Linked DNA regions of Homo sapiens: all the other regions are linked to region 7. Evidence: chromatin loops called from intact Hi-C (ENCODE). Cell type or tissue: heart left ventricle. All regions are shown on one strand. Each heading gives the region's core, and the rest is flanking DNA. Links, peaks and the distances in the headings are about the cores only.

Region 1 (4,451 bases), core at 176-4,175, 440 kb before region 7:
CATGCTGGCTGCTGGGTGGAGGATTGACAGAAATGTGGCAAAAGGAGAAGCAGGGAGGCAGCCTAGGTCTGAGCAAGAGAGCCGGGCCTGGACTGGGGGGCACTGAGGAAGAGCGGAGGGCTTGGTGAGACAGTGGAGGGTAGTGTGAGTGAAGGAGGCGGGGTAAGAAGGACTGTGTAGGTTTGCAGCTGAACAATGAGGAGGATGCTGTTTACCGTTTACTAAAAGGGGGAAAACGTGTCAAGACCAGGTTTGGAAGGAAAAAAAAAAATCAAAGAATTTGTTCTAACTACTTTAAGAATGGGATGGCTATTACGTGTCTAAGTGGGGAAAATCAAGGAGGGAGGTGTCCCTGGAGATGTAGAAATGGAAGATTTTAAAGTCATGGGACTAGAAGACATCACCTAGGGAATGAGAGTAAATAGAAAACAGTGTCATCCTACACAAATTACTCTTAGACAATTATCGAGCATGGTAATTTGTGAAATTTAACAATTCTATCTCTACATTAGGAAAGGTGTGTTTGACTTGAAAATATGTGTTTAATTGGGTCATTCAGACCACTTCAAAACTCTTGCCACGTTTATTTCATTTTTCCTTTATGGCTGCAAGTTGTAATGTCTTAGAAACAACACCCAAGCCCCTCTGGGCTGAAGTGATTGTTCTGATGAATGAGGCTTTCTGTCTTCTGAGAGAATGAGGCTAAATGAACAAGAAACAGGTCAGTGCTGTGCAGGCTCTGAACGGCCGAGCTCTAGTTTTGAAGTTTCATTTGTACAGTTGCTGCCTGGGGGAAATGGAAAGAAAAAGAAAAGATCCCCTGGTATTTCTGTCACAACAGGTTGGAGCTGGCCCGCTGGCTTTGTTCTTGGACTGCACGAATGAATGGGCGGCTTGTTTCCTGGCCCCTTTTGACTGCTCTGCACTGCTCACCTGGATGAGGCGCAGTCCTGAACTGGGGTCTTGGGACATTTCCAGCATTCGTTGACATCAGCAGAAACTTCAGTCCTAAATGCATCCAGGCGGTACCTCGTGCTGTCCTGTCTGCCAGCTAGGAGCTGGAGAAGGCCCATCCTCCCTCTGCCTTGCTCTCTTGGGTCCTTCCTGCCCTCCTTCCAAGAGCCTTTCACAGCACTCTCTGTGGAAGAGGCCCTCAGCCTCCCTCCTGGAACCTCAGCGGGCAGGGCTGCCCAATTCTGCTGCTATGTGAGGAGTTAGCCCCTGCTACAGGAGCGACAGAGTGCATGGGGTGACAGTAGTAAAGGCACAAAGGTGGCTGTGGTCATCGAGGGGTGGTGGGGATGATGGCGGTGAGGCGGTGGTGATGGCTAACGGTGGTGGAGGCAATGGTAGTGGTGACGGCAGGGATGGTGGTGGTTGATGGCAGTAAGGATGGCGATCGGGGTGGTGACGATAGACGTAGTTAGAAACAGCTCATTTTCTTCCCCTCTGAGAATGAGTACAGACAAATGACTCATGACTGAGGCCACGGGACTGCTCTCTGCACAGAGCAGGAAGAAGACATACATAACTGAGTATAACTTTGTCACAACGGAGTACTCGGTGGTGCACAAGACTGGGTGTGCACGTGCCAGGACAAGTCCCTCGGTGCACACAGCGCACGTGAGCTGGAGCCCAGCATGGAGCTGAGGAACAGCGCTGGGGTCCCGGCGGTTCACCAGCTTACCACCAGGTGTCGCTGTGTGCACGAGGGCAAAGGGCACCCGCAGACCAGCAGGGCCGAGCCGGGCTCTGCAGAATCGGACTGGGCTCCCTGTGGGGAGACCACATTCTGTCTGACGCCAGCAGAAGAAGTGCCTGTCCCCAAGATTTCAGGGGACACCTCAGACCCGAGTCATGCAGCAGCTCCGAGGCAGGTGGTGCCCCTGAACTTTCTAGCCGTTCAAAGTCAGTGCACATCCAAGCGTTTGCTGAGTGATTCTGCTGCGCGGGTAACCACCCAGACCCGTGAACAGTGCAGGAGGCCAGTTCGGAAGTTATCATGAGATGATCACCCAGTGTGATGGAAGCATCTCCTGGGACCGGCTGACAATTTGGGAAGTTTACAGAGCACTTGAGAGAGACACAACCCGAGGGGACTGTTTTGGAGATGGGAGATAAAAGGAGATGATATTTGTATTCAATACCTTAGAGACAGGAAATGACATGTTTTGTGAGCTTTGCATTTCCGAGCAGTCTCTCAGATGATGGTCTTTAGAATGTCCAGGGGCACCTGGGTTCTCTACGACTTCCCTGGTTGTGCTGTCCCACGGCGTCTCCAGGTTGGTGACACTCAAGCACTACAGGAATACGTGATGGTGTCCTCTGAGAGGCACTATGGCACATCTCAGGCCAAGGGAAGGCTGGTCTGGACAGGGAAGCTGGCAGTGACCATGTGGTCACTAGGCAGCATTCCCATAGCTGGGCTCACTTCTAAATACCACGTAAAGGAGAGAGTACTGGCTTTGGAGTCTAACGATCTTGAGATCTTGAGTCTAATTCTCCCATCTGGAAAATGGGAGAATAAGCCTTTCCCTGAAGCCCATAGAGAGAAGCACATGCCATAGTGAAATGTAAGGCACTTAGCATGGTTCCTGGTGCACAGTGGGTGCAGAAAATGCTAGGCCTTTCCTCCCTTCCCATCAAATAGATAACCTAATCAAAAGAAAATCTGTAAAAACAAAACAAAAGATATAGCAACATTTCTTATGCGCATCAGACTGGGTCTAACTATTAGACTGTGGATTAATCTATTTCAAGTGAGTATTGATAGAAAAGATCTACGGGCTCACATGTATTGCACATTTATTATGTTCCAGACACCATAAGGACTTGATGTAGATTTTGTTACAGATTTTTGACAACACTTTATTATAAAGTTTTTAGTTTGTAAATCTTTTTAACATTAAGATTTCTTCAAAGTGACCTAAAAAAAAAGGTACCTTAGCTAAGTCCGAGGTTTGTCTTAAGAGCTGCTCTCAAGCTGTTTGAATGGCCTGTCCCAGCCTGGTCTTGTCTCCCAGCAGGAGACCCAGAGCAAGTCAGCTAGAGGCTGGCAGAGATAATGCCATCCCCAGGTGGCAAAGCTGTTAACCGCGCATCGCCAAACCCTCCAGGCCTGAGGTTTAACAATGCCCCACAGCAGGAGTTGTGCTGAGATATTAAGAAAGAGACAAAAGGGAAAGCTATGTCGAATGTGAGTTCAAATTGTTCAGCAGAAAACCTGGAAAAGTAATTAGCAGACTCTTGTGAGGAAAGAATTAATGCCCAACTGACCTCCCAAGACTCTGTAATATCTGAATTTCCACTGTTGGATATTCATTTCTTTGAATAGCCCTTCTGGGTTCCTCTCTGAAACTCTACATTTGAACTTTAAAGTTAAAGCATTAATTAATTAATTCACTCATTGAATAATTCTGTGTTCCTACTGTGGGTGAGATGCTAGGTCCTGGGACACAGCAGAGAATAAGGGAGATATGGATCCTGCCCTCAAAGCTTATGATCCAGTTTCTGGCTGTCAAGTGTAGCCGTGTGGTTTGTCCACTGCACGATAAGCCAAGTGGCGGAAGAAATCCAGAAGCTGGCTGGGTCCAAAGGGAGAACAGGGACATAGGATAAAGAGCCTGCATTTGAAGTTAGGGTGAGGAGAAGGGAAGCAGGAATGACGTGGGGGGCTCTAGTCTTCCTGTCTAAGTGCTGGGGACCCCCCCTGAGCAAGACCCTTCTCTCTTGGCCTTGGTCTTCTCTTCTTCCACATATGGGGAGCTGGAAGTGGACCAGTCTTGACTTCCTCTGTAGCTTTCACCTTCCTCATTGCCCCAACATCCCTGAGAGTGTGCCTTTGATCTCAAAAGAAGTCATCTTTCCCAGTTAGGAATTTTTAAAGCACAGAGTGTGCTAGCAGAAGACAGAGTGTTGTCCTTCAAGCCTGACCAAAGGAAAGTCTTTGCCATGAAGGGAGGACACAGGGAGCAAAGGATAGCCGGGAGTCTGGGGAGGTGAGAGGGGGAGACCTGCCTCCGTGGCTCTCCTGGGCTGTGCTGACCCGCAGGACCAGTGGCTTGGGTCTCCTGCATAATGAGCCCATGTCACTTCATGGGGGTTCTGGGCAGATGAATAGCGCTGCCCTGCCCCCTCCGCACTCCCTAATTGGAGAATGTCATGAAGTTGGTCTCCAGACAGAGATCATTAGGAAGAGACTAACAATTCTGATCCCTCATAACGGAGCTCTCATGGCCAATTAGCAGCAGAGGAAACTGAACTGTACCGTGGGTTGGGGAATGATCAATGCCGGCATTGTGCATTCTGGCAGGGTGGATCACTGGGTGGCTGGGGAGTGGAGGCAAAAGTAGTAGAAGCGGTGGCAATGGGGGCTATGGAGGAGCAATCTCTGGCTGGAGGCACAAGCCTCAGTCCTGTTATTTCCCAGGGAGACAGTCAGCCAGTTCTGC
Region 2 (4,451 bases), core at 141-4,140, 75 kb after region 7:
AGGCGCAGTGGCTCACACCTGTAATCCCAGCACTTTGGGAGACCAAGGCAGGTGGATCACCTGAGGTCAGGAGTTTGAGACCAGCCTGACCAACATGGTGAAACCCCGTCTCTACAAAAAATACAAAATTAGCCAGTTATGCTGGTAATCCCAGCAACCTGGGAGGCTGAGGCAGGAGAACTGCTTGAACCCAGGAGGTGGAGGTTGCAGTGAGCCGAGATCATACCATTGCACTCCAACCTGAGCAACAAGAGCAAAACTCCATCTCAAAAAAAAAGTTATATTATTTTATATATACTATATTCTATATAGCATCTACCTCATAGGGCTCTTGTGATAATTAAATTGAACAACCCTGGTGAAGAACCTAGTTAAAGTGCTCAAGAAATGGCAGGTATTATTAGTATTCCTATTAATATTATAAACCAGAGCACACAATGGCCCCAGCTGATCTACCAGGTCAGGAATCAGGGAACATTTCCTCCTCAGCTGCATCTCAGGCAGTGAAAGGCAAATCTCTCCAGAGGAGAGGCCCACAGATGCATCTGTGCTTTCCCACCACCATCGCGTGCCCGCCTGCACACAGGCAAGCAGCTTTTTGAGCTTTGGAACTTTACAGGGAGGACTGGATTTGGGATGAGGCCTGGGGTCGGGGAGCAAGAGGCCTGGAGCAGGGGCATTGGCCTCCAGCACACAGACATTTTCCAGTTTGCAAAGTTTCCAGCCTAGCAGAAGGAGGGTGGTTGGGGTTGGGGTTGGGGTTGGGGGAGTTGGCAGTCTGAGATGGATTAACATTTTCCTTCCTCGGGGCCTAGAGTAGTGGAGGAATTTGGAGAAGCCGCGAAGATAACTCAGGGCTGCTTTGAACATTTGAACCAAGGGCACTTCTGAAGCCAAGGGGTTGGGCGGCAGCATTGATTTTTAAGTTCATCACAGCTACAGCCTCAGATGTGGACTGTGCTGAGGGACCCAGGATCTGAACTCCTCACGGAGGCTGGTAGAAGAAATCTCCCAGGCTGTCTTTGCTGGGGACCATAACCAAAACTCTCTCCCCAAGATTTAAAAAAAAAAAATTCAGCCCTCAGAGTCCCAAGCAGGCCCTGGGGCTGTCACGAATTTCTGTGTAGTCCTTTCTGTGAAGTTCTTGGCTCTTCCCCAAGCCATGAAACCACTCCCAGAACTGGGTCAACAGAAATCATCCAGAGCAGAGAGCCAGCCACTACCTTACCTACTCAGGAGGCTCTGCAGAGGGCCAGGGCAGTCGGAGCCCTGTCCCACCAACAGTCTTGCTGTGGGACAACCATGTCCCACCAGCAGTCTTGCTCCCTTCTCCTTCGGCATTATACCCAGGGTGTGACTGGCTCCCAGCCTATGGGAAAGATGGAACTTTTTCACGGGTTTCTGGCTGAGAAGCTGCAGACATCCGAGGGACGTGCCTTCTGAGCCAGCTGCCCCAAATGGCCAAGCAGTCTCTCAACAGCAGTGCCCATTAGCTAATGCATATAACACATCTGGGGATGGGTGCACCCCATCTGTACTTCCCACCAAATGGCTCTCAGGTTGAGGAACCGTCTGTGTATCTCTAAGGAGGCATGTTGCCAAGGACCCTACCGTGGTACCAGCATTGTCCACTGAGGCCGAAGCCATTTCTCCAAGTTCATGCCTGCCCTTTGCCCTTGGAGGAGTCAGTGGAGCTGGGGACTGAACAACAAAGGACTTCAGGTTGGGACTAATGGACCTGCAGGTGCCCTGAGATTGGGGGAGTTATGACAATCGTACTTTCTTTTCTTCTTAATTTATTTTTATTTTATTTATTTTTATTTATTTATTTATTTATTTATTTTTTGAGACGGAGTCTTGCACTGTCGCCCAGGCTAGAGTGCAGTGGTATGATCTCAGCTCACTGCAACCTCTGCCTCCCAGGTTCAACCAATTCTCCTGCCTTAGCCTCCCAAGTAGCTGGGATTACAGGCATGCTCCACCACACCTGGCTAATTTTTGTATTTTTAGTAGAGACAGGATTTCACCATGTTGGTCAGGCTGGTCTCGAACTCCTGACCTCAGGTGATCCACCCACCTCAGCCTCCCAAAGTGCTGAGATTACAGGCGTGAGCCACCGCGCCTGGCCGATAATCATGCTTTCTTTTGCCCTCACTGTCGGAGATTTGGACTTACTGCCAGAAGCATCCTTCCAGCATCCAGCAGAAACTCGAAGATGCTTTTTCCTGAGAACCCAGGTAAAGAAGGAGGTCCCCTTTATGGTGTAGTCACACTACCCCCTGCTGGACAGAAGGCAGCATGGCGATGAGGGCCTGCAGTGCCCAGCATCCATGGATATTTGCCAAGTGTCGTGGGCAAGGTATTAGACACACAGTAAGCACTCAGTAACAGTCACTTATTGTTATCGTTTAGTTGCTGTTGTTGTCATAGAGTGAGGACCACCACAGAAGATCAGAGAAAGAAGTTACTGTGAGGCAGAGGGTCGCTATCGCCTTCTGGGCTCTGCCTCTGGCTGTCTATCCCAGGGGAGATGTACGCAGAGCTCTTGAGGGGAAGAAGCTGCTTATGGGCCATCATCACCTACAAGGGCACCTCCCACTTCCACAGACGGGCTCCGATCACCTGGGCCCCAAACGCCCTTGAACTAGCCTCTGTGTTGCCAAGTTCTTTCTGCCCGTGTTCCCTGAGCAGACCCTCTGCAACCTCAGCTGGTCCCCGCACTGCAAACATTTGCTGATCTATTCAGCTCAATTTAAGCTGCAGCAGACCGAAACCTCAAGTGAGCTAACATGACCTTGCTGTTTTCATTTTCATCGAGATAAGAAAATGCCAAGATAAGTAATTGTCAGAGTTAATAATTTAAAAATGCAATAGACCTTGTAATTAAAAATAAGCTGAAGGAGGCCACAAAGTGATTGTAATAATGTTTCAAGGGCCAATCACACAAAACCCTCCTCTGGCTGTGCCAGGAGAGCTGGAAGGAAAGAATCAAACTCTTGGAGGCTCTGAGCAGTTTATGTACCAGGAAAATCCTTTTCTTAAAATCTGGTCCATCAGAAAGCTTTGGATACATTTATCCAATACTGGCCACACCTTCATGAATTTTCCCTACTTATTCATGTATCTTTTCGTTTGTTTGTTTGTTTGAGACAGAGTCACACTCCGTCACCCAGGCTGGAGTGCAGTGGCCCGATCTCTGCTCACTGCAACCTCCGCCTCCCGGGTTAAAGCGATTCTCCAGCCTCAGCTTCCCAAGTAGCTGGGATTATAGGCACCCACCACCGCACCTGACTAATTTTTTGTATTTTTAGTAGAGATGGGGTTTCACCATGTTGGCCAGGCTGGTCTTGAACTCCTGACCTCAGGCGATCCACCCGCCTCAGCTTCTCAAAGTGCTGGGGTAACAGGCGTGAGCCACAGTGCCCGGCTATTCATGTATCTTTTATCAGAAGTAATTATGGACTCCCTTTCTCCCTGGCCTAACTGGAATCTGTGGACTCTGTGGCATGCTATGTTTTCTGGTTGGAATGGGATTACTGAGTCAGGAAGCTATACCCTTCTGGTACATTCCCAAAGAATCTAACACATCACTTTGAAGCCTCAGTCCCCTCCCTCTCTGGTGAGCCTTGGCGTGTTATCAAATGGTTTCCTTGTTTCATGCAGAAGGGCTGATGAGGAAAACACTGTGCCCTTCATTGATTGGCATTCATACTTGCTCTACTGAGAGAGCAAAGAGGCCTTATACCATCACCCAGGAAGGTTGCAGCTCCCATTTCTGATGGCCACTCAGTTGGTAGCAGATCAGGCTTCCCTCTGCCTTCTTAGCTTCCAGGGCAGGATACAGCTTCCCAACTCAGTAATCCCTTTCCAACTGAAAACTTAGAATGCCACAGCATTCACAGATTTCCACTTAGAGAACCTCCTCTACAGTGTATTTTCCAGACCCAATTGTTTTATTTTTAAATCCACAAACTTTTATTATTTCATTGTAACTAATTCTGACCATCATATCATAGACTTTTCCTCCCTTAAAACACACACACACACACACACACACACACACACACACACACACACACCTGGGTTTCCTCAAAAATCTAAGCCTGTCCATGGAAGGAACATCATCATCCTGCCAGTGACAATGGATACAAGGCAGAAAAGGACTCTGCAAGCTGGTGGGAGGGCAGAGAGAGGGGATGGTGGAATCAGGACAAGATATGGTCAAGGGTGTGTCCAGGCACACCATCCTACCTGGCCTCAAGGTATTATCCACCAATGTGGTCAAGCGAACCCCAAAAAACCAGACCCAGTAACCAAGGTAGCTCTGCCTGCTTCCCTTGTTCATGACCTTAGGCCCCAAAGCCAGAGGGCTCACAAGAACATGACCAAGAAAGGAAGTCAGAGGTATATTTATAAAACTAACAAAAGGAAGCCCAGAAATCATCTTTGGA
Region 3 (4,451 bases), core at 242-4,241, 96 kb before region 7:
GTTTAATTACATCTTCTTTATTTTTGGTTTTGTTATTCTTGTTGTTGTTTTGTTTGTTTGAGGACCTGGTCGTAAATTCTTTGCCTAGGCCAATGTCCAGAAGAGTTTTTCATAGGTTTTCTTCTAGGATTTTTACAGTTTCAACTTATGTTTAGGTCTTCAATCCATCTTGAGTTAATTTTTATATATGGTGAGAGGTATGCATCTAGTTTCCTTCTTCTGCATGACTATCCAATTTTCACAGCATCATTTATTGAATAGAATGTTCTTTCCCCAGTGTATATTTTTGTCAACTTTGTTGAAGATCAGTTGATTGTAAGAGGGTGGCTTTATTTCTAGGCTTTTTATTCTGTTCCATTGATCCATGTGTCTGTTTTTATAGCAGTGCCATGCTGTTTTGGTTACTACAGCCTTGTAATATAATTTGAAGTCAGACAATATGTTGCCTTCAGCTTTGTTCTTTTTGGTGAGGTTTTTTGATGATTCAGGCTCTTTTTTGATTCCATATGAATTTTGGTATTGTTTTTTCTGACTCTGAAAAACAACATTCATAATTTGATAGGGGTTGCATTGAGTCGGTGGATTGCTTTGGGCAGTATGGTCATTTTAACAATATTGATTCTTCTAATCCATGAGCATGGGATGCTTTATTTGTTTGAGTCTTGTACAATTTCTTTAATCAGTGTTTTGTAGTCCTCCTTATAGAGATCTTTCATTTCCTTGGTAAAGCATATTTCTAGGTTTTGTTTAGTTTTGTTGTTGTTGCTGTTGTAGCTATTGTAAATGGAATTGCTTTCTTGATTTGGTCCTCAGCTAGATTCTTATCAGTGTATAGAAACACTACTGATTTCTGTACATTAATTTTTTTGTATCCTGAAACTTTACTGAATTTATTTATCAAACCTAAGGATTTTTTTTTGTGGAGTCTTTAGGGTTTTCTAGATGTAACATCATATCATCAATGAACAGGGATAATTTGACTTCCTCTTTTCCAATCTGGATGCCTTTTATTTTTTTCTCCCGCCTGATTGCTCTGGTGAGGACTTCCTAAACTAATTCTTTAGAAATTAAAGATCTCTTTAATGTACATCAAGAGAGCAATAGCAGTTTGTGAAGATCAGATGAACCTGCAAACAAATCAGTTTTGTAATCAATTTGTAACTTAGCTGAACAAGTGCTAACTGCCATAGTGGGTTTGATCATTATACTGTTTTCAAATGTTCTTATTCTTAGTTATACATTATTTAATTTCTACTCACAATGGATCATTGGTTAGAGTCAGAAAGCATAGAAACACTGATGCTAACATACAATAAATTAATGAAGACTGCCAAAAAGGACAATAATTCTTCAAAATAACCCGGGATGATTTTTGCCAGGTAAGTAAGTTGCATCCATCTGATCAGAAATCACATATAATGCATCTAGATGTCTTTAGTACTGCAAAATTAAAATGTTTAAAGAAGAAAATATAGTGACAATTATATCCAATTTGGCTTTCCATTTGTTGGAAATAAAGATTGCTCATAGATGCCATATGTTATTTGTGGCAAAGTGTTTACAAAAAACAGCATGAGGCCATCTCTCTTATCTTGTCATTTAAAACATAATGCAAATGTTGTAAAAATAAACCATTTGTGTTTTTTAGTGCAAAATGCAAGAATCCAAAATACCAGGTCATGAAAGTAGTTTTTGTCCATTTGATGTTGAATCATGTAGTTAAATTTCAATCTGCATTTTAATATATATTCAGTCTCCAACTGTCTTAGTCCAGTTTGTGCTGCTATAATAAAATACCACCAACGGAGTAATTTATGATGAACAGAAATTTATTTGGCTCACAGCTCTGGAGGCTGGGAAGTTCAAGTTCAAGGGGCCATACCTAGAGAGAGCCTTTTTGCTGTGTCATTCCATGGAGGAAGGTAGAAAAGCAAGAGAACACATGTGCACGAGAGAGCCAGGGAGGGCCAAATTTACTTTTATAACAAATCCACTCCTGCAATAACAAACCCACTTCCAAGATAATGGTATTAGTCCATCATGAGGGCAGAATCCTCATGACCTAATCACCTCTTAAAGGTACTACTTCTCAACACTGTTGCATTGGGGATTAATTTCTAATAATGAACTCTGAGGGACACACACAAACCATAGCACCAACGAATGTCATAATTTCTTTGTTGGCAAAGCATGCTTTTCCTTACGTAACTAATTAAAAAGAAACTAAATTGACTAATGCCTGTAAAGCACTTAATATGGCACCTAATATATAAAAAGCACAAAATAAATGTTAACTATTATTATTATTATTAAATTATCAATTGTTAAATGGGAAAAAGTTTAATTTGTTCTAATACAGAATTAATATTACTAAATGCTATTTATGGGAAAAAATTATAACACAAACTTTAACAATATTGATCTCAAATTTTTAATTACAATTTTACCTTCATTATATACCATTCAAGAATGACTAAGTGATTTTTAAAAATTCTTATGGGGACTGGAAGATTAAAGTACTACAAAATAAGTTCATATGACCAAAAAAAAAAAAAAAGTTGAGAAAGAGCAATGACCCTGCTCAGCCACTGTCTTGATTTGTCCTCGATATTTCTTTCTGCTTTTCTCTAAGAAGAATGCTCTGCTCTGTGCCTGGGGAGACTGACCTGTATAGATTGCAAATATGGGTTTCCTTCACCTCTGGCTTCTAGTTCAGCCAACAGGAGGCACCAGGTGATTAGAGGGTAGACAGAGAGAGAAGACAGAGTATTTATTCCCTTACCTACTCTCCTTCTAGGCAGCAATTTAACAGGAGCCACATTTCTCTACCTAAGACTACAACAACGTGATAGACCTCTCTCCCTTGCGTACAGCTTTCTTTGGGTCCCAGTAACAGCTTCTTTCCTTTCCTCTTTCAGTTTAGAGAAGGTATCAGCTTACTGTTCTTACTAGTTCCTGCGTGCTTCATCTTCTTTTTGTTTGTTCCCTTCATCCTGCTCATGCCTTTATAAATAGTACTTGCATTAACCTCTCTTTAATTACTCTTTTGAGTGTGTCACTTTTCTCCTGACTTTTAAAATAATTGGTATTGGAACTGGCCCCAGGAAGCAGGCCTTAAAAATAGAATTTGAAGATTGGGTTACTCACCCATTTGTAGAGAGCAAGAACAAGCTTCTAAGGGTAGACGGGATAGTGATCATCTGTAGCATTACGATTAAAATTATCACTGGTCATGGCATATGATGGAGTGCAGGTGGAAGAAAAAGAAGTGTTGAGACCTGAAGTGGCTCTGGCACTTTGTCACTATAAGAGCAATGGTGATTATGAAAACCCTGGGATACGCTAACCGCTTCTGACTGCTCTAGAGAGAACACACACAGAGAAGGACAAAATGAAAACAGTGAATTCCTGAATAAAAGAATAGTTGGAAATCAGGAAGACTTTCTTGGCAGTTTTGAAGGAGTTTCTCATCATCTGTAGTTGCAGAACAGATACGGCTGAAGATCAAGCATAAAGCCTAAGTATGAGGATTACAGAGTTGTGGTACCAGTGAATATGCCTCTTTGCCAGGGCTCTTAGGCTAAGGTAGCGATTCTCAATCAGAAGTGATTTGCTTGTCAGGGAACATTTGGCAATGTCTGAAGACATTTTGGGTTGCCACAACTGTAGAGGGTACTACTGGTATCTAGTGGGTAGAGGCTAAAGATGCTGTAAACGTCCTAGAATACACAGGATAGCCCCCCATAACAATTATTTAGCCCCAAAAGTTAGTAGTGCTGAAGTTAAGAAACATTGTGCTAAGGTCATGTCACTGATAAGCAAAATCTAAGACACTGATACATGGGATAGGGACACTTACGTAGTTGAGAACATTGAATCCCTAAATCCTCTTAAAATTTGTTTGCTGGTTGAAACATACTCTTATCTTATAATAAAAGCCATTTGCTTTCACATGGCCGGGATGGCAGTATACCTTTGCCATCTTATCTACTTATAGATAAAGCTATTATCTACCCTCTTATTCTCTGTCATAGTATAGCCTTAATTGTTTTGCTATCTCATAGAAAATCACGGTAGTCTGTTACATTGATATTATTAGGCTAATTGTACCTTTTGAGCAGGACTAAGAACCATACATATTTTAGCAAGACATGCATGCCAGAAAATGGATGATAAATCTTGCACAAATTCAAAGACTTGACACATAAGTGAAGTTTCTAAGAATGCAATAGTCTAGAATGTATAGGTATATTTCTTCTAAAATGACAAAAAAAAAATGTTGCTTTTCCTTCCACCATTCACTACAAAGAAAAGCACAACTTGATTGAGCCTCTTGGAATTGCAGAGGAAACATATACCTTGCAGTTACCTCTTGCCAAATAATGGGTAAATCTCCTAGTTTGTGAGAGGTCTTGATCAAGACAAGTTTCTATAGAAGGTCCTGGCAATAA
Region 4 (4,451 bases), core at 296-4,295, 320 kb before region 7:
GAACACAGAAGGAGACAACTCTCAACTCAATGAGATCATATGAGTAATAAGAGTAGGATAAAGTCCCAATGTAATGGTGGCTGGAAATGTTATAGAAAGCCAACTTTTAGGTAGAATGGAGTTTGGCTTCTTTTCACTGTATGAGCGATGATTTTCTTGTCCTTTTATATAGTGTGCCATATTATGTGGTCATTGTACACTTACGATGCCTGCCCCAAGCTGGAAAGACTCATCTTGCTCCTCTCCTCCTTTAGGGAGGGAGGTTAGAGTTTCCATGCAGACCCTGTTAATCCAACTTTCTTACTATTACTTAGAACATGTTTCTAATAAACCTCCTGGGATTCATATAAGTTCTTTCATAGCAGTCAAGCAATTGGGAATGAACCATCCTAAAGACAACGGGCGAGCCACTCAAAGCAACCAACAATACCACCAGCTTTGTTTGCCTGGGTCTTGCCTCTGTTTACGATACTTGGGGGAACAGCAAGTGTGGGAGGGAGGATAAATCACAAGATAGCTTTTATAAAATGACTAATAAAGAAATAATGGGAACCCAATAACGACCAATTACAGAGGCAAGAGAAATAATAAAAATAATAAAGCAGAAAATGTACAAAGCAAACAATTAAGACTATTTTATCAAAACAATACTGCGACTCAGAAAGCATTAATTCTCACTGCACAAGGGCAGTAACTGTTTATCATCTGAATTTTGTACATTAAGAAAATGACACCAAGGGAGTTAATAAGTTCCTCCAAGCTCTAGAACACTTCGGAGCCCGGATTAAAAGTTAGCCATGCTCATGCTCCGCTGAGATGTCATCTCTCATTAAAGTCTAAATCAGCTCAGAGAACACACCACATTTATTATTTTTTATAAAATCGTGTGATTCTGGAGGAGCCAACAGTATCTTTGGGATAAACACACTGATTAAAAACATACTTTTAAAATGTCTCTTTTTCTAACCCAGTGGACCAAATATATAAATTAGAGCTATTCTGGTCTACTGAGTACTGTAAATGTATATTTAGATGTAACAAAATATCAGTTGGAAATATCTTTGGAAAGTAATTACTCTGCAATATACGCGGAATGTCTTAAATGCTTAAAGCAATTGCCTCATTTTAAAGACATAACTTACATAGAGAGGCACAAATATTAATTACCAAGCTTGAACCTTGCTTGTAAATTTACTGCCTAGAGTGAATATTTATAGATTAAGGCACAAATATCAAAAAATAAGATAGAATGATGGAAGATTTAACTGCCTAAAGCAAGGACCCACTTCTAGACACCAGCATCATTAGAGACATTCAAGGAGGGCTGAGGAGGTAAAGGGTTGCTTCAGCCTTTACTCTAATTTTCCCCACCTTCCCTCCTGCCCTCCACTTTCCTCTCTCCCCCATCTCCTTACTGACATCTGACTCTACTGGTCCATAATTAACAAGTTCTATACCTTAGTACAAAACAGGGATTGAAAACTCAAATGTCTATGGAGGCCACACAAGTAATTTAAGGAGCATGGGTCTTCTGGAATTTCTACTTGGTCATATTTATTCTACAGAACTGTATCTAACACACTTAGTCTCGCTATGAGGAATGCACTAGGGAGTGGTGAGGACTGTGGAAAAGCAGGAGAGCATGTATTCCCTTCAGAGACACGGCTGCTCTCACCCAAGCCTGTTGCTGCCATGAGGTCATGTGGGCCCAGGGTTATCAAAGCATTTTGCTTTCCAAGATCATCTGTATATTTGGATATTTGAATCTGTTGGTAAAATGCCCTTATTTTCAAACGATGGCAACTCATTCATATTGAAATATTTTTATGTTTACAAAAAACCTCTGCAGGCCAAGATGGTATAAATCAAAATATGGCTGCAGGCTGAATCTGGCCCACGAGCCACCAGTTTGAGACCTGTCATATGAAACAAATATGGAACAGAAATCGGGCTCAAGGGTCTTAGGAGAAACCTGTCTTACTTTTCTTATGAAGAGGCAGACAGGCTTGGTGAGTTTCCAGGTAGGAGATGATGTGGCTCAACGAAAGTTCAGCTGTTCTTTCAGGACCCAACGTGACTTTGGGGGTATTCATAAAGAAACAGGGGATGAAGCCCTAACAGTGGGTGTTCTAAGAATTAGCAGCAGATAGGAGAGATATATGTGTGCAAGTCTTTTCTGGACACTTGCACATGGTAGAAGAGCCACAGAATTCTCAACTGTAGGGTTCAGGGCAAGCGACCTCTGGGTAAAGTCTCCTGGTCCTGCGGTTCCCTGTGCTCCAACTGCAGCGGCTACTTAGTCTCTTGCCATCAGGTCTCTGGGCCTGGAAAACGTAACTCTCCCTCTGACCTCCAGGGGGCGCGGGAGAGAGGGTGAGTCCCGCGGTACCCGGAACCCACAGTCTGTATCAAGAGGGAGGAAGCCTAGGCTTGTCCAAGACTAATAGCCTGGACCAGCATCTTCCCCTCTTTTCCGAGGCATGGCAGCATCTTCTCAGTGTCTTGTCTCGGACGTTTCTTTTCCATTTCCCTCTGTCCTCCACATGTTCCCCTCCCATCAAGCACAGCTATGGATGCGCCTGCTCTTCCTAAGCTTTTCAAGGACTGTCCATTTAGAAGTGACCTTGCAGACTTGCCTTAGAGCTGAGAGTCCTCAGGACAAGGGTCCTAGCAAAGCTACAGTAGCAAGACACAGGGACATCCCACCACAAAGGAATGAATATTTAGGTACAGTGAGGTCAATAAATAAGTCACCAACTTACTGAAACGCCCAGCAAACCAAATCACAAATCCTTTCAAAGCTGTGTCTTCTCATTTCTAAAACAGAATATCACACTATCTGGCTACATTGGACTATTGTGAGTGTTAAAATAAGTGAACTTAGCATAGCATATGGCATATGGTGGAGGCTTTAATAACAACAGTTGTCATCATGTGCCCCCTCCCATATAATCTCCGATCCCCTAAGGCAGGAAAACAAAACACTTAGAAATAACTTAAACGAAAGTCAAAACATAGAACTTAACTAGAAAACTCAGTTAGCCAGGACCCCCATCACTAGGATATGGCGGCTAAGTCTCTGGGATATGTTGGACACTGTGCCACCCTACAGAGAAGGGAGAACCTGGACTCAGGGGTGGGAGGCAAGGAAAGGAAGCAAGAAAAACAACCCAGAGAGCCCTGAGAACTAAGAGCACTGGCTTAGAGCCCCAAATCCCTCCTCTGCTACTCACTAGCCCCCTGGGACCTCAGGCACGTCACTGTACCTGTTCAAGCCTACCTCATCTATACAAATAAGGGGTGACCCTGTGGGGCCTTTGATCTGGAGTTGGATCATTTGGATGATTCCATGAATGGTAGAGACTAGAAGCAAGCCCGACCTTGCAAGGAGGGAATGGTCACCGCCATGCCCAGCATTCAGGCAGGCTGCTTGGTGGACAGAGTGCAGTCGTGAAGACTGGCTACGCAGCTGACCTTTGGGAAATCCAGACAGAGAGCCTGGGGAGATGGGGGGGAGGTGCCTGGACCACAGTGGTGGGCACATCTAGTGCTCTCTCAAGTCATCTACATGGGCCTCTGCTGCGGGTAGCATGTTTCTCGCTATATTTCAAATGTCTCTGATCCATGACACTCGCGTCCTAATGGATCCTGCTGTCAGCAATGGATGAGCATTGAGCTAATAGATGTCAAACAGCATTTACATTTCTGAAATGGCTTCATCTGCTCCCTCTCCCAGGACTCTCCAAAGTGAAATTTGAAATGTGGACAGACGGGTCAGCTCTGGACAGCTCCACTTCCAGAATTCTCGTGGGCAAGAAACAATTATTTATTTTTTCCTAAACAGACAGACAGTGCTGAGCTTATTCAACAACAACAAGCTGCTTTTCAACCTTGTCTTCTTGGAAAGGCATGCAATTTCCTAAGAGGCACATGGAAATATCTGTCACCTTGTAGTTTAAATAGCATTCATTCATTCATTCAAAGCACACTCACAATGAATTATCTTGTTCATTAGAAATTCTGCAGAAGACCAGTGAGAGGTTTGGATTGGAGAGAGCATGGGGGAGTTTAGCATCTGCGATGCGGTACGAGAATCAAACCGCGCTGCTAGATTCACCCAAGCACCCTCTGCATATTGACGGCAGGGTCAGAATGGTATTCTCAGTCTGGGTTTCAGTAGCAGGGACATCTGTAGCTATCAGAAAATGCTGCAGAATCATCTGTCTAGGGACCATCTGTATTTGGGGGTTATTCCAATGTAGCACCTGACACATGATAATGAATGGATTTTTCTGGCTCTCTCTGGCTCTATTTTAAACTGTCATCATTTTAAACCATGAAATATGTCAAGTGATAATTAAACCTCACCACAGACAGGTACTGTGAAAATGATTAACTTTTACCATTTCCTCCATACACATTTTGAATATTTTGAATACCCCAGGTATGGG
Region 5 (4,451 bases), core at 265-4,264, 760 kb before region 7:
TGTGCCCAACAGCTCATTGAGAACGGGCCAGGATGACAATGGCGGCTTTGTGGAATAGAAAGGCGGGAAAGGTGGGGAAAAGATTGAGAAATCGGATGGTTGCCGTGTCTGTGTAGAAAGAAGCAGACATGGGAGACTTTTCATTTTGTTCTGCACTAAGAAAAATTCCTCTGCCTTGGGATCCTGTTGATCTGTGACCTTACCCCCAACCCTGTGCTCTCTGAAACATGTGCTGTGTCCACTCAGGGTTAAATGGATTAAGGGCGGTGCAAGATGTGCTTTGTTAAACAGATGCTTGAAGGCAGCATGCTCGTTAAGAGTCATCACCAATCCCTAATCTCAAGTAATCAGGGACACAAACACTGCGGAAGGCCGCAGGGTCCTCTGCCTAGGAAAACCAGAGACCTTTGTTCACTTGTTTATCTGCTGACCTTCCCTCCACTATTGTCCCATGACCCTGCCAAATCCCCCTCTGTGAGAAACACCCAAGAATTATCAATAAAAAAATAAATTAAAAAAAAAAAAATAAAAAAAAAAAATAAAAAAAAAAAAGCAAAAAAAAAAAAAAAAAAAGAAGCTTGGCCTCTGAAATGAGGCATCAGTCTGCGAGAAAGGAGGTTGGGCAGTGTCCTGTGTGTAAATGGGGATGGTTCCCACCACTTACTTGAGACCATTGGGAATCTTGGAGTTGCCAGTACATTCCTTGGATGTACTTGGCTTTGGCTGGGGCAGCCCTGGGCCATGACCCTCTAACCTGGAATGCCACTGTTTTTGTGAACTGCTATTTTGAGCAGATATTGCAAGAAGTGTAGAAACTAAAGAGGTGACTTCTTAAGCATCAGTCTAGGAGGCAAATAGGGAAAATGGCCAAGTTGAGGTACAAGCAACACATCTGGAAAGATAAAGGAGGGTGTAAATTTCTGGAGGATCAGGGAAGGAAAGACCTCAGAGTATTTAAAAAAATACAGAATGCTTTCCAGATTTGCTCAATATCCATGGGCAAGTGCCAGGCTAATCCTGACCTTATTCCTCCAGTTTCAGCACACGTCATTAGGACAGGGTGAGTAGAGACTCTTTACTCTCCCTTCGTAAGTGGCATTCGCCAGCTTCAAACACAACACAGAAAAGACTACAGAAAGCTGTGTTTTTATCGGGCCTGTTCACTAGTGTGTCTGGGTTTACATCCTTCAAGGGCGAGATGGACTATTAGATTTGGAGTCCTGGATCAGTTGAGGGAGAGAAAGCACTGCAAGTACTTTATCACAAGTAAGCAGACCTTTACTCACCACATACTGGAGGTCTCCCATTTTTTTTTCTACATGAACTTTAAAATGTATTTTAAAATATCTATTATTTAAATTAGACTCAGCTAATGCTTGCAGAAGAGAAAGCTGGAAACAGATGGTCTTGGAAGACCAGTCAGTGGCCCAGCTTCCAGGATGTAAATCCCAGCAAAGGATTTCTAAGGATGAGCTGGGTCAGTATATATTCCACAAAAGGATGGTTCCAGTTATAGGGTACCTTTCAGGAGTGCCAGTGGGGAGCTTTGTAGGACCCGTGTAAGGCTGCCATGAGGAGCCGGTGAGCTGTCTGGGTTAGGAAAGTTGAAAGGGCCCATGCAGTGGTAAAGGAGGCCGCAGCATGAGTGAAGGTCTTTCCTCTGTGACTGGTCCTGTCCTTGTCTTCTACATCCCACAACTGAAGGAGGGACTCTGCCTGGGTTACAGCTGCCTCCGTGCAGCCCGGCAAGAAGCAGGGAATGGAGAAGGCGCTCAGTGAATACTTGAAGGCAGAAATGCAGTATTTTACTGTTTTCTATTATTTTCAATGAGGGGAAAAACGGTAAAACTCTTTTTGAAGTCATCAGACCTTCCATTTTTGGGGATGAGGAAAGAGTCTCACAGAACGGGTGGATGGCAGAGCCAAGAATTTTAATGCCAGCTGTTTTGAAGAGTGCTACTTTTCTGGAAAGTTGTATGGCTAGACTATGGGGCTTTTGCCTTCCAAGAAGTCGCCCTGAGTGTAGCATTAGTTGGAGTAACACTCCCTAAGAATCTGACGTTCCCCTCCGGCCAATTCTGATTTGGTCTTGTGTGAAATCGCAGTGCTTGTGTTGCCACATGGGGGCGCCATCGCTCTTCCTTTGCCGTGGTGGTTGGTTCCGTGCGTAGATCAGACTTCACTCCTTGAGGAGTCCCAGAAGTTTGGAGAACACAGACGGCCACCTCCTCTCCTTCTGGGTAGCTAAAAGCAAAATAAGTATGGTTTAACAGAGTCCTCAAGCTAGCAAGCAGGGGCTCAAGCAAGAAAGTAGGCCTTTTGCTACTAATCTCTTAGGTCCTTACCACCCAAAGTATGACATCACTGTTAAAAAGAAGAATCTTGGACTGCTCCCAGACCTCAGGTAGATCCCAGCCCAGTGCTTCTCAGTATACCTGGGGATCTTGCTAAAATGCAGATTCTGATTCAGCAGGTCAGAGTGGGGCTGAAGAGTCCATTTTTTTTCTTTTCTTTCTTTCTTTTTTTTTTTTGATGGAGTCTCACTCTGTCACCCAGGCTGGAGTGCAGTGGCGCGAGCTCAGCTCACTGCAACCTCTGCTGCCCGGGTTCAAGCGATTCTCCTGCCTCAGGCTACCAAGTAGCTGGGATTACAGGTGCCTGCCACCACGCCCGGCTAATTTTTGTAGTTTTAGTAGGGATGGGGTTTCACCATCTTGGCCAGGCTGGTCTTGAATTCCTGACCTCGTGATACACCTGCCTTGGCCTCCCAAAGGGCTGGGATTACAGGTGTGAGCCACCATGCCCGGCGAAGAGTCCATTTCTATCAAGTTCCCAGGAGATGCCTATCATGGACTGTGCTTTGACTGAGAAAGACAACCTATAGGAGCCTCAGTTCCTTCGCCTGTAAAACGGGGGTAACACCAGGCCTGTCCGGCATGTGAGATGATGCATGCGGAAGGCACTGAAGACAGGAAGAACAAAGGTATTGCTCACAACAGGTGTGCAACTTGCCCTTTAAAGTGCAGAGTAGCTGACCCAGACATAAGTAGTCCGAGTTACCATAGCCTCCTGGCCTTTCTTGTCCTTACCCCACCAGGAGCCCAGGCTCCAGAGGAACAAGGTAGAAAGTCAACCTAAGAACCAAAGATGTACCGCCCTCCCGTGTGACATGGTCATAGTCCCCGGATGGGGAGGGAGTGCTGCTTCCTGCCCCTGGGGTGACACGTGAATCCATCCCACCTGGATGGAGGAACGGAGGTCCCTCTTTCCTTTTGACTTGAGCCAGTCCAATGGACTCAGCCTCGTGTGATCCTATTAGTAGCTTCAGCAAGGAGCAGGAACAACACACTGACCCCTGTTCAAGGTGGAGTTCTGTAGCTGTGGGTAGAGACTCCTAGAAAGCAGCGATTTGCCTCTGAATCCTGGACATCTGCTGTAGAAAAGTGAGGAAGAGCTTCAGAATGCCTGGGCTCCGTGTGAGGCTCCTGAGGCCCAGTTTTATTTCCTTGCCTAACTTGTGGTGGAGAGGCCAAATATGCATGGCATAAAAGAGACAAGAAGGCCGGGTGTGGTGGCTCATGCTATAATCCCAGCACTTTGGGAGGCTGAGGCAGGTGGATTGCCTGAGGTCAGGGGTTTGAGACCAGCCTGGCCAACATGGTGAAACTCCGTCTCTACTAAAAATACAAAAATTACCCTGGTGTGGTGGCGGGTGCCTGTAATCCCAGCTACTTGGGAGGCTGAGGCATGAGAATTGCTTGAACCTGGGAGGCAGAGGTTGCAGTGAGCCATGATTGCACCACTGTACTCCAACCTGGGCGACAAAGCGAGACTCTGTCTCAAAAAAAAAAAAAAAGACAAGATTTCTTGGTGTATGAGGGTTCCCCCCTTCCTTCAAAGAGGATTGCCCCTTGGCATTCATCACTGTCTACAAGTTCGGTCTTGGTCATCTTATTTTGCAGATTTCTATAATGCCCAATCTGGAAAATGGGCAGAAGAGACAACACAGGAGAGGTGGAGGAGAAAGGGTGGGAGGAATCTCCTTGTGGACCAGCTCCCAGGCTCTCCTTTGAGGTAAAGCAGTGGCTCGAGTGTGCATCTGAATCCCCTGGGGGCCTGGTTACACAGATGACTGGGCCCGCCCTCCAAGTTTCAGATTCCATAGGTCTTCAGTGGGGTCCTGGAGTTTCATTTCTAACAAGCTCCCAGGTGAGCCTGCTGCTTTTGTTCTGTGGATAGAGAGTCCGGGTGACGGGTAAAGGAGAAATAACTGGGGCTGCTGATTCACATCACAAACAGCTGCGGGTGATGGAGGTTGTGGGCGGGAGGTGGAAAGAGCGAGGCTGAGTACAATGGTGAGGAGTAGGAGGAGAGGGAGAGGCACAAGCGTTTCTGAAGAAATGCCAAAGAAAGTTTGGTATCTCTCTGGAACTGTTTCTGAACACAGGACA
Region 6 (4,451 bases), core at 225-4,224, 110 kb before region 7:
CCTGCTCAAAACACTCTGTCAGGACTGGATCCTTGGTTGTGGGCCTCATTTTGGGTAGAATCTTAAAAACCAAAGGAGTTATCTATCTCCAGCTTCAAAGAGCGAAGTCAGCAGCTTATGATTAAGCCAGCACTATGGGCCCCTGGCTCAGACCCCTGGGAGTGAGAGAGAGGGCAGCAAAGGCAACGGGCACTATGGCTGAGCCTATAGGTTTTCCCAGTAACTGCCTGGCCACAATCCCCCTCTCATAAGGTCAGGAGTTTGAGACCAGCCTGGCCAACATGGTGAAACCCCGTCTCTACTAAAAATACAAAAGCTAGCCAGTTGTGGTGGCGGGTGCCTGTAATCTCAGCCACTTGGGAGGCTGAGAATCACTTGAACCCGGGAGGCAGAGGTTGCAGTGATCTAAGATTGCGCCACTGTACTCCAGCCTAGGCGACAGAGCGAGGCTCTGTCTCAAATAAAATAAAATAAAATTAAATTAAATTAAATTAAATTAAAGGGCTTCCTTTCCTAGCATTCGTGGAAAATAACTGAGATGTGGAATTCTGAAAGTCCTCTTCCACTGCCTATATAACAGTGATCATTTGTCACTGTGCAGGGGTCATAGGGGGCAGGGGGGTCAAGGGTCAGTGCTGCCAGCACAGACACCCCAGAATCTCACACAGAGAAAAGCTACCACAGCCTGTTACTGGTCGACCAGCTCTCTCCCCTTCTAATGAGGTCAAGTTGCAGTTATTTTCTTGCGCTCTGAGCCCCACACTTTCTTTCTTCATGTGAATGTGGATTTTCAAGAAAGAAAAGAAAAAACAAGACCTCTTTGTGATTCTCATACTATTTTGATTCTAAGTATAATGGTTGTTATGAAATAACCCCTTTAAAAGAAAACTACACCACAATGAACCAGCTACCCTTATATAATCAGAAAATGTAAATATGTTATAACAACAAAAAGAAAAAGTCTTTTTGTGGTCAAGACCAAAGTTACCTGTATGCATTATTCACAATAAAGGCAAACCAGACTTGCTCCCAGGCCCACAAACTGAAGGGGCAGCCTTCTCCTCTGCTCCCTGCTCTGCATCTTGCAAACAGGGAAATGAGATCTGGAGGGTTCTTTTGGCTCCTTATAACCAGAAAATGAAAATTGGACCCTGCTGAGAGTCACAAAAGCCCCAGATGGGCATGTGTCCACTGGCAGGCATGGTTACTTCTACTCAGTGACTTAACAGCCCTCATCACTGATGCTTGTTCTCCCAACTCCTCTGAAATAAGGGAGGGTGGGACCCAGGAGTCCCTAATCTCAGGTGGCTCACATTGCCTGGTTCCCCCATCAAATTGGCCACTCGATGAGCTGGAGAAGATTCACAGACACTTATATGGGAAACTGAGCTAAGCCAGGTGGTAACTCTCACTAGGGGCTGGCCAGGGGACTGGACACATGGTTCCAGCCAGCTGTACCACTCAATAACTATTTGACCCTGCCTGGACTTATCCCTTCTCTCCCCTGGGCCTTTGTGGGTCCACATTTGTTCTGTGTGTGTGTGTGTGTGTGTGTGTGTGTGTGTGTGTGTGTGTGTAGTGGCAGGGAAGGTCTGGCCCAGACATTCTGTGACCATAACCAACTCTCCCCATTCCTGCATAGCATCAGGTAGTGAGTGGCTGTCTGGGCACACCAATACAGTGAACCATAGTGCAGCCCAGTGTTTAAACTATGGACTTTAAATGCAGATAAGCCTAGGTTCAAGTCCCAGTTATGCCCCTTAACTTCTCTAAGCTGCAGTTTCAGCCTCTATAAAATAGGATAAAAAAGGAGATTGCAATAAGAAAATGGCTGTGAGTGTTAGCATAATGACTAATAGTGGGGAACCCAGGCAGGAAGCTCTGCTGTACCATTCGTGCCCTGAGGATATCCCAGCCCCATGTTCCGCCAACAGTGGAGACAACTTATACACAGCATACAAAGTAATCAGAGTCAGACAAGAGAATTTGACTTACAATTCAATCATCCAACTCTAGACAAGAGAGCAAACCGGAACCACCTCAGGGAGCCTAGTCTTCATTTTGTAATAAGTTAGTGAAGAAAATAAATACAAACTATCAATTTTTATCCTAGTCATAATGAAGTTTATTAGAAGGTATAATTGCTATGAAATAGAACTGACAATGATTAAAATTCCACACTGCACACTTTGTTAGAGCTAAAAGATATATATATATAAAAAGATCAAAATGTCCTAATAAAATTTAGATCTGCAAATATTTGTCCACGTAAATTGGATTTGAAAGAAACAATGGCCACACAAAAATTCACAATGGCAGAAGTTATAATGGATAGTTTGATAGATGTATTCAATCCTCCCTGTATAGTTTACACAAAACAGAATTAAATTCTTTGAAATAATTTTAGTAAAATTAGTATTACAAATAAGTTTACTAGACAGGATAGAAAACTGATGAAGGAATTAAACTAGTTTAATGAGGCTCACCTCAGAAAACCCACTATGTCTGCATTCATAAACACCAAGCCCAAGAGACCATGGTCAAAATACCTGTCAGGTCCACGCTCTGGGGACAAAATGCCCAGTGCTCACTAGAGGGCAGTATCCTGAGCCCAGTGGAGCTCAGACGTGTGAAGACAACATGTTGATTCTGCTCTAACTCTAGAGCCTACCGTTTAAGACAGACATTCCTGGACACCATCCACCTTTCCAGCCATCCCTCCCACCTTCCCCCACACCCTGAAGTCAAACTGGATTATTTTAGCCTGGGTTCCTTCGTGTACATTATCCCCTCTGTCTGGCAGGTCTTCCCATACCCCACTTCCCACCCTTCCTTCAAGACCCAGCTCTTGCTCCTCCTCCTCATTGCCTCCCACATGGCCTCCATCCCCCTGCAAGCCAGACCTCACCCTTCCTCATAGGCTCCTCCTGCCAAAGTCACCAATGACCTCTTCGTTGCCAACTCCATGGAAACTCTCAGATTTCCTTCTCTACCCATCACTCCCTCCTTCTGGCAACCATTTCTTTCTAAGTTTCCATGACCCCTTGGGCAATGCAGTTCCTTTTGGCCAAGGGCAATTCCTAGAAAGGGATGCAGCTGTGAGCTGTTATCAACCTACACCCAGGATAGCACTCTCACTCTGTCCCAGTTGCCTGGAAATATCATTTTTATTCTCTCTAAACATTCTGATGACCAAGAGCTGGTCCCGGGACAATAAAAGCAGCAATGAACCTGCCCCTCCACCTGCTATAGACAGGATACCACCATTATCCTTCCTCCACCAGCTCTCTTGGCTCAGAAATGGCCCTAAACCCAAAGCAGTAAAACTCAAGCACCTCTTCCATCAGACCCTCACATCCTCTCCTCCCCCTGCCCACCACCTCTCACACATACTCTAGACCTCACCCACATTTCAGCATACCTCAAATCTTGGCATAAATGTGCACTCCCCTTTTTCTGCCTGATGGGCTTCTACTTGCATCTTCAAAATCCAGCCCCAGCATCACTACCCAAAGCACCCTTCTCCATGTAGATCATAGCCAGCTCTCTGCTTTACAGGAGGACTGTTTCTTAGCACTGGGAGCTGAGACTCACCTTCCACAATGCTTTGGACTCCAAGGGGAGCACCTGGCGGGTATAAGCATAAAACAACCCTGTTCTTTCTCACAACTGTCTCTCTTCATCAAACTGTGTTCAGCCCATCTTCTCTTCCCAGGGAGAAAATCTCTGGCAAATTTCACAGCTGTTTGGTCACTGTCATTTATCCATTTCACAAATATTACTGAATGCCTACTATGTCCCAGGTTGCAGCAACACACAATGAACAAAACAAGAAGCAAAATGCAACACAACAGAAACAAACTTCTTGCCTTCACAGAGCTTACATTCTAGTGGAATACACAGGCAGTAAGCAATACAGTGCAGAGCATGTTAAGTAGGGAGGAGGCAGCTGGCAAGAGCGGGCTTATAATTTTAGTCAGGCTGAGAAAGTGGTGTTTGGGAGGAGACTCTAGGAGGAGAGGAAGGGAGATGCACAGACACCTCAGGCAAGGCATTTCGGGCAGGAGGAAGAGCAGGCACAATGTCCTGGGATGGGATGTGCCAGGACACCAGGGAACCTGGGTGGCAGGAGTGAGGTGGAGGGGACAGTAGCAGAAGATGCAGAAGGGGTCTGCAGGTCCAGTTCACATGGAGCCGTGCCATCATAGGACTGTGGCTTTTACTCTGTGTGGCAGAAAAGCCACTGGGGATTCCAAGCAGAAGAGGGACCTGATTTGACCCACATATTAAGGGGTTCAATCTGGCTGCTAGTTGAGAAGGATCATAGGGTAATAAGTGCATAGCCTTTTGGTCAGAGTTTTAAAGCTCTAAATTCCACCAGTTTAAGGTTTCCTTCCCCCAGTTCCAGCCCACCACGGGAAGAGGGGTTGTCAGGGGCTTCTGCATACCCC
Region 7 (4,451 bases), core at 214-4,213:
TGCTCAGAATCCCCAAGCAGAGAGACAGAGAAGGAGCAAGTGCAGACACCTTGCTCTGGCCTCTCAGGCCCCCTGTGATCTGACCTCAAAGGCACTGGCCCCTCTTCTTGCACCCCATGCAAGACAGCCTGGATCACTCCTAACGTTGTCGTCTTTTCCTATCTCTGAGCCTTTGTCCTTGCCACTGCCTCAGCCCAGAATGCCATTCCCCTTCCTGTTTATCAACCCTGCCCATACTTCTAGTAAGAAGTGGCTCAGCTCCAGCCCCTACTCTTAGTCCCCAACACCCCTATGATTTTTCTTCGATTCACTGAGATTAGGACTTGCTGAGGCCCAAGCTGTGTACTTGGTCTGGGAACACAAAGACTTAAGGATGAGACTCCTGAAGTGGCGCTTGAACCACATAATCCCATGAGCCGATTCTGTTTCCTCCACTGGACTGTGAGCTCCTTGGGGGAGTTCCCTCCCTGCTCAGCACACACAGCCACCCTCAGGGAAATGCAGCAGCTACTTCATGACACACATGGTGAACACACAGGTGGAAACATGTCCACAGACTCCCTGATGGCCAGCACTACAGTCTGCAGAGACACAGCTGACCGCATGCCCTACTTTGCAGATGGGAAATGGTCCTTTGAGAAAGGAGAAGAGGCTCCTGGGGGGAGAAAAGCCCAAAGCACTCCTCCAAGGATAAAAGGGATGGAAAGTGGAGCCTTGAACTTAGATCCCTTGGGGCCCGGAAGCCTGGGTTCGCATCAAGTCAGGTTCTTCCCTGCCCTGCCCTATCCTCAGGCCTGCAACACACACCCTAATCTCATTCTTGCTCTCAGACTTTTCCCTCCTCTTCTTCATAACTTGCCCCACTTCCTCCAGAAGCCGTCTCCAGCTCACTCAGTCCCAGTCCAGGCAGATCTTGCCATCTGCTCGTCCTTACAGTAAGCTTTCCAAGGCCACAGTCCTGCCCTCAAGTACAGCCAGAGCCTGGGATCCTGTTCATGACCTCAAAAGGTGGCCCAGGCAGTGGGGGAGCTGCTCGCTGGGTCCCTGGGTGACATTTAGCCCGCCTCTCTGATCACTTGTCCTGTACATTAAATATTAGTACCTCGGCTCATCCAGGGTTACTGAGGCCTTTAGGTGTGCCAGGCACAGTGCTGGGTGCTGAGGGAACAGCAGAAACCAGACACGCTGCACCCTGTCCTCATGGAGCCAACAGCCCAGTTTGGAAGATGGCCAGTGAGCAAGTATGCAGAGCTCAGGGTGAGAGCCGGGCCAGTACCATCCTGGGGAAGGTAGCACCATTTCCATTCCATGCTCTGCCTGCTCCCCCAACTTTCTTAACATGGAAGGGAAGTTGTCTGGGACCTGCAAACTACAACCCGTCCCAGCCCCACGCTCTTAGCCAACTTGGGCTCTGGTAGGTGTGGGGCAGGGGGTGGGGAAGGGAGGGGGTATGTATGCATGCGTGTGTGTGTGTGTGTGTGTGTGTGTGTGTGCACATGCATGCATGTGCCTGTGTGCATTTTCAAATACTTTCAACTTTGCAAAATAATGACATCTCTAACATAAAAACAGAAAGCCCATCAGCTGCAATCTGCCATTATATTTTTACTGGGACCCTCGTTGATCAAGAGTGTAATCTGTAAGATAACATAAGTGCTAATAATATTTTCCAGGGAAGCATTTCTCACTGTTAAGAACACAAAATGCTATTAGGGGGTATATTTGTTAACATTGATGAGACATAGATTACCCAGCTTCTGCAACAAGATGGGAACAGGCTGATTCTTTTCCCCTCTAAGCTGTTCAACTTCCAAAAAAAAATTAGCATAATGTGCTGAACGTTCTATACAATTCTAAGTTAATCTTAAAAACTCCTTTGTGATTCCTCTCCCATTAAAGACTTTAAATATCTTTATTCTCTTTTAATAGAGCAATTCATCAATGTATTCCTCTCAAAGGTAAGTAATATAGAAATATTAGATGGGGGCGATGGGTGACATGTTACATAAAAAGGAAGGCTCCATCAGAATGAATACGCTAATTAATACCGTACCTGGCACTTAGTAGGTACTTAATAAATGGATATTATATTACTTGATTGATCGAAATTCCCTAACATTTATAAAATAAAGCTTTTCAATATCATGTCAAGATTTTTAAAATACGAAACGCTTTATCATCATTTCCTGTTTAATTTTGAAGTTGGGTAGATTCTCGAAGCCCTTGCGTGCGACGGGCTTTCCTGCCTGGGCTTGGATCTCAGACTTTTGACAGAGCGCCACCTACTGCCCGAGCCTCACCACCTTCTCGCAGACCCGCTATTAATAAAATCGCCACAAGAAAAAGTAGAAAACAGTGTGTTTTATTCTCAAGCATTCAGCCAGCCCTTACTCTGTATGTGGCAGACCCTGGGGGAACAGACAAGACAAAACGCATCCCTGCTCCGAGATGTTCAATCTGCAAGAGAAATGACCAAGGAGGCAGAGCTAAATGGGGTGACATCCACCATGGGATAAGTCACAAGACAGAAGCCCAGGTCAGCTACAGACCCCCAACACTTCCCACCAGATGACTGGCCATGAGCAGGCAAAGCCCTCTTCCTCATCCACTCAGATCTCTTTACACACCCAACACAGCTGCCAGGTCCCTCCTGGTCCTGACCTCTGGGTGAAGTAACGGTCCTCGGCCAGCACAGTGACGATGGCTGGTCACTCGGGACTTGGATGCTGGCCATTAAAGCTGCACTGTGTGCAGGAAGACTCACAAGGAGCAAACAAAGGCTTTGGCAGCTCTCAACTCAGGCCTGCTCTCTACATCGCAAACAGGTTGTATTCCCCATGTTGGCCCGAGATACAATTAAGCTATTGATCCTTGTGCAAAATGGGCATTGATAAATCAATATGGAGCTGATGCTGTAGATAAACAGCGCGAGTCATCAGCAGGCATGGCATGTGTAAATGATTCGATACAGATTGGTATCTGGGGAAATTCTCCCTCAATATGGCCGAGAATGCCGAACGCTGTTAGGATGTGCAGCAGCTGCTTTTGCCCTAATTTATTGCTGTTGTCTTATTTACTCAACAAGAAGAGACTGAGCTCCTTCTGTGAGCTTGGCCATGTGCTCAGTCTGGGGACACAGGGACAATTGAGCCTCCCCATCACCATCCCCCATGAGTTCATGACCCAGGGCAGAGCTGGTAGAATTCTCCCTGCCCTCTGGAAGGTGGAAGACCTGAGTCAGGGTGGTCCCCTGCTGAGTACTCACTATGTGCCAGGCCCTGGGCTGGACATGCTATAGACAAACCTCTCAGTCTCCTGATGAGGACTGAGATAGAAGTTCCTGGCTCAGTTTTACTACTGAGAAAATTGAGGTATAGAGAGGTTAAGCAGTCACATAGCTAATAAGTGGTAGAGTGGGGATCTGAACCCAGTCTGCCCAGTTCTAAAGCCTAGATTCTTCCCTTACCTGGTTTATACAACGAATATCTTAGATCTGATCATCAAACAGGCTATTTCCACAACCAAAAACCATTCTCTCATCACAGGCAGCCAAGTGGCATTGACCACATGAGAATGGGGACACCTAAGAGCAGCCTTGCCTGACCTTGGAGGCACAGGTTGGAGGCCAAGGCCCCTAGCAGGTGGGTAGAGCAGGAATACAGTCACAGACACACAACCACAAACCACATCTCCCTTGCTAACAGAACCCTGGTGCTGTCCAGGCATCCATGCAGCAAGAAGGCTGGCCTGTATCCCAGCCCCACAACAGGATGTGAAGCTGGATTAACCTTAAACCAATTAGGGCAGTTGCATTCCTTTTGCTGATGACTAGCAAAATTCTGGCCAAGGAGACACTGCTCAGGAGAACAAGTCTGCTAGAGAGGCTCCTGGGAACAGAATGGTTTCTTAGCTCTTAAATAGAGACACAAGAATCATTTTTCACCCACCATATTGGCAAGAACCCAAAAGGTTGAGAACACATGCTACCGGTGTGGGGAAACAGGCCACTCATACGTCGCCGATGGGAGTACAAACTGATATCAATCCCCATCTCCCAAAAAAATTCCTCTAAAATAGCAGTATCTTAAAGTGACAGAAACCCACAAGGACAAAGAAGAGAGAACATGGTAGAAAACAAGTTATATCAACAAGACTTTGGATGCTGAAAAGCAGACGCAAGAGCTGACTTAGCAGATCAGAAGGAGCTGAAACCTAAGCCTCAGTTTGCATGAGTGAGTCCATTCAGAATCCAGAAAACCCAGGAATTGAGAGAGCACCAACTTCCTCAGAAGGCAGAGACATAGGTGGGGCTGAAAACAGGAGGAACTTAACACTCAACAATAAGAAAATAAACAACTCAACTGAAAAGTGGACAAACGACCTCAACAGACACCTCATCAAAGCTATGCCAAATAAGCATATAAAAAGGTGCCCTACATTATATGTCATTA

The links. Hi-C counts contacts between places; a loop is a spot of excess contacts. Peaks named below come from ENCODE experiments on the same cell type or tissue, not always from the same donor. Only the 100,000 strongest peaks of a DNase experiment are listed, where the experiment ranks them.
Region 1: it touches region 7 in a loop (7-fold over the local background); 79 of 110 quality-filtered maps call a loop at or near these places.
Region 2: a loop joins it to region 7, with 2.0 times the contacts of the local background. A loop is called at or near these places in 8 of 110 quality-filtered maps.
Region 3: a loop joins it to region 7, with 2.5 times the contacts of the local background. A loop is called at or near these places in 12 of 110 quality-filtered maps.
Region 4: a loop joins it to region 7, with 9 times the contacts of the local background. A loop is called at or near these places in 28 of 110 quality-filtered maps.
Region 5: a loop joins it to region 7, with 3 times the contacts of the local background. A loop is called at or near these places in 46 of 110 quality-filtered maps.
Region 6: it touches region 7 in a loop (8-fold over the local background); 49 of 110 quality-filtered maps call a loop at or near these places.

Annotation. Positions count from the first base shown.
Region 1 is chr5:133,422,300-133,426,750 of GRCh38, forward strand. All of the region lies in intron 3 of FSTL4 (follistatin like 4), which reads right to left. Among named protein-coding and RNA genes, the nearest start is that of MIR1289-2, 3.2 kb to the right of the region's middle. RefSeq lists enhancers at 1,418-1,467, 1,558-1,852. In heart left ventricle, for the core only: a CTCF peak has its summit at 1,699 (motif pointing right); a DNase peak (open chromatin) is centred at 1,722.
Region 2 is chr5:133,942,166-133,946,616 of GRCh38, forward strand. The region is part of intron 3 of LOC105379182 (a long non-coding RNA gene); the gene reads right to left. Among named protein-coding and RNA genes, the nearest start is that of C5orf15, 24 kb to the right of the region's middle. In heart left ventricle, for the core only: a CTCF peak has its summit at 2,285 (motif pointing left); no DNase peak of the experiment used is centred there.
Region 3 is chr5:133,770,716-133,775,166 of GRCh38, forward strand. It overlaps a transcript of FSTL4 not described here. Among named protein-coding and RNA genes, the nearest start is that of WSPAR, 140 kb to the right of the region's middle. In heart left ventricle, for the core only: no CTCF peak of the experiment used is centred there; no DNase peak of the experiment used is centred there.
Region 4 is chr5:133,550,758-133,555,208 of GRCh38, forward strand. The region is part of intron 3 of FSTL4 (follistatin like 4); the gene reads right to left. Among named protein-coding and RNA genes, the nearest start is that of FSTL4, 60 kb to the right of the region's middle. RefSeq lists a silencer at 2,282-2,361. In heart left ventricle, for the core only: a CTCF peak has its summit at 2,360 (motif pointing right); a DNase peak (open chromatin) is centred at 2,354; H3K27me3 peaks cover 1,384 bases.
Region 5 is chr5:133,109,272-133,113,722 of GRCh38, forward strand. It overlaps LOC105379178 (a long non-coding RNA gene), which reads right to left. Exons shown (of 3, transcript XR_948792.2): 3 at 1,797-2,244. Among named protein-coding and RNA genes, the nearest start is that of HSPA4, 59 kb to the left of the region's middle. In heart left ventricle, for the core only: a CTCF peak has its summit at 2,119 (motif pointing right); a DNase peak (open chromatin) is centred at 2,130.
Region 6 is chr5:133,752,152-133,756,602 of GRCh38, forward strand. It overlaps a transcript of FSTL4 not described here. Among named protein-coding and RNA genes, the nearest start is that of FSTL4, 140 kb to the left of the region's middle. In heart left ventricle, for the core only: a CTCF peak has its summit at 2,596 (motif pointing right); no DNase peak of the experiment used is centred there; H3K27me3 peaks cover 1,141 bases.
Region 7 is chr5:133,867,076-133,871,526 of GRCh38, forward strand. No RefSeq gene overlaps it. Among named protein-coding and RNA genes, the nearest start is that of WSPAR, 44 kb to the right of the region's middle. In heart left ventricle, for the core only: CTCF peaks have their summits at 2,292 (motif pointing left) and 2,491; a DNase peak (open chromatin) is centred at 2,266; H3K4me3 peaks cover 474 bases; H3K27ac peaks cover 358 bases.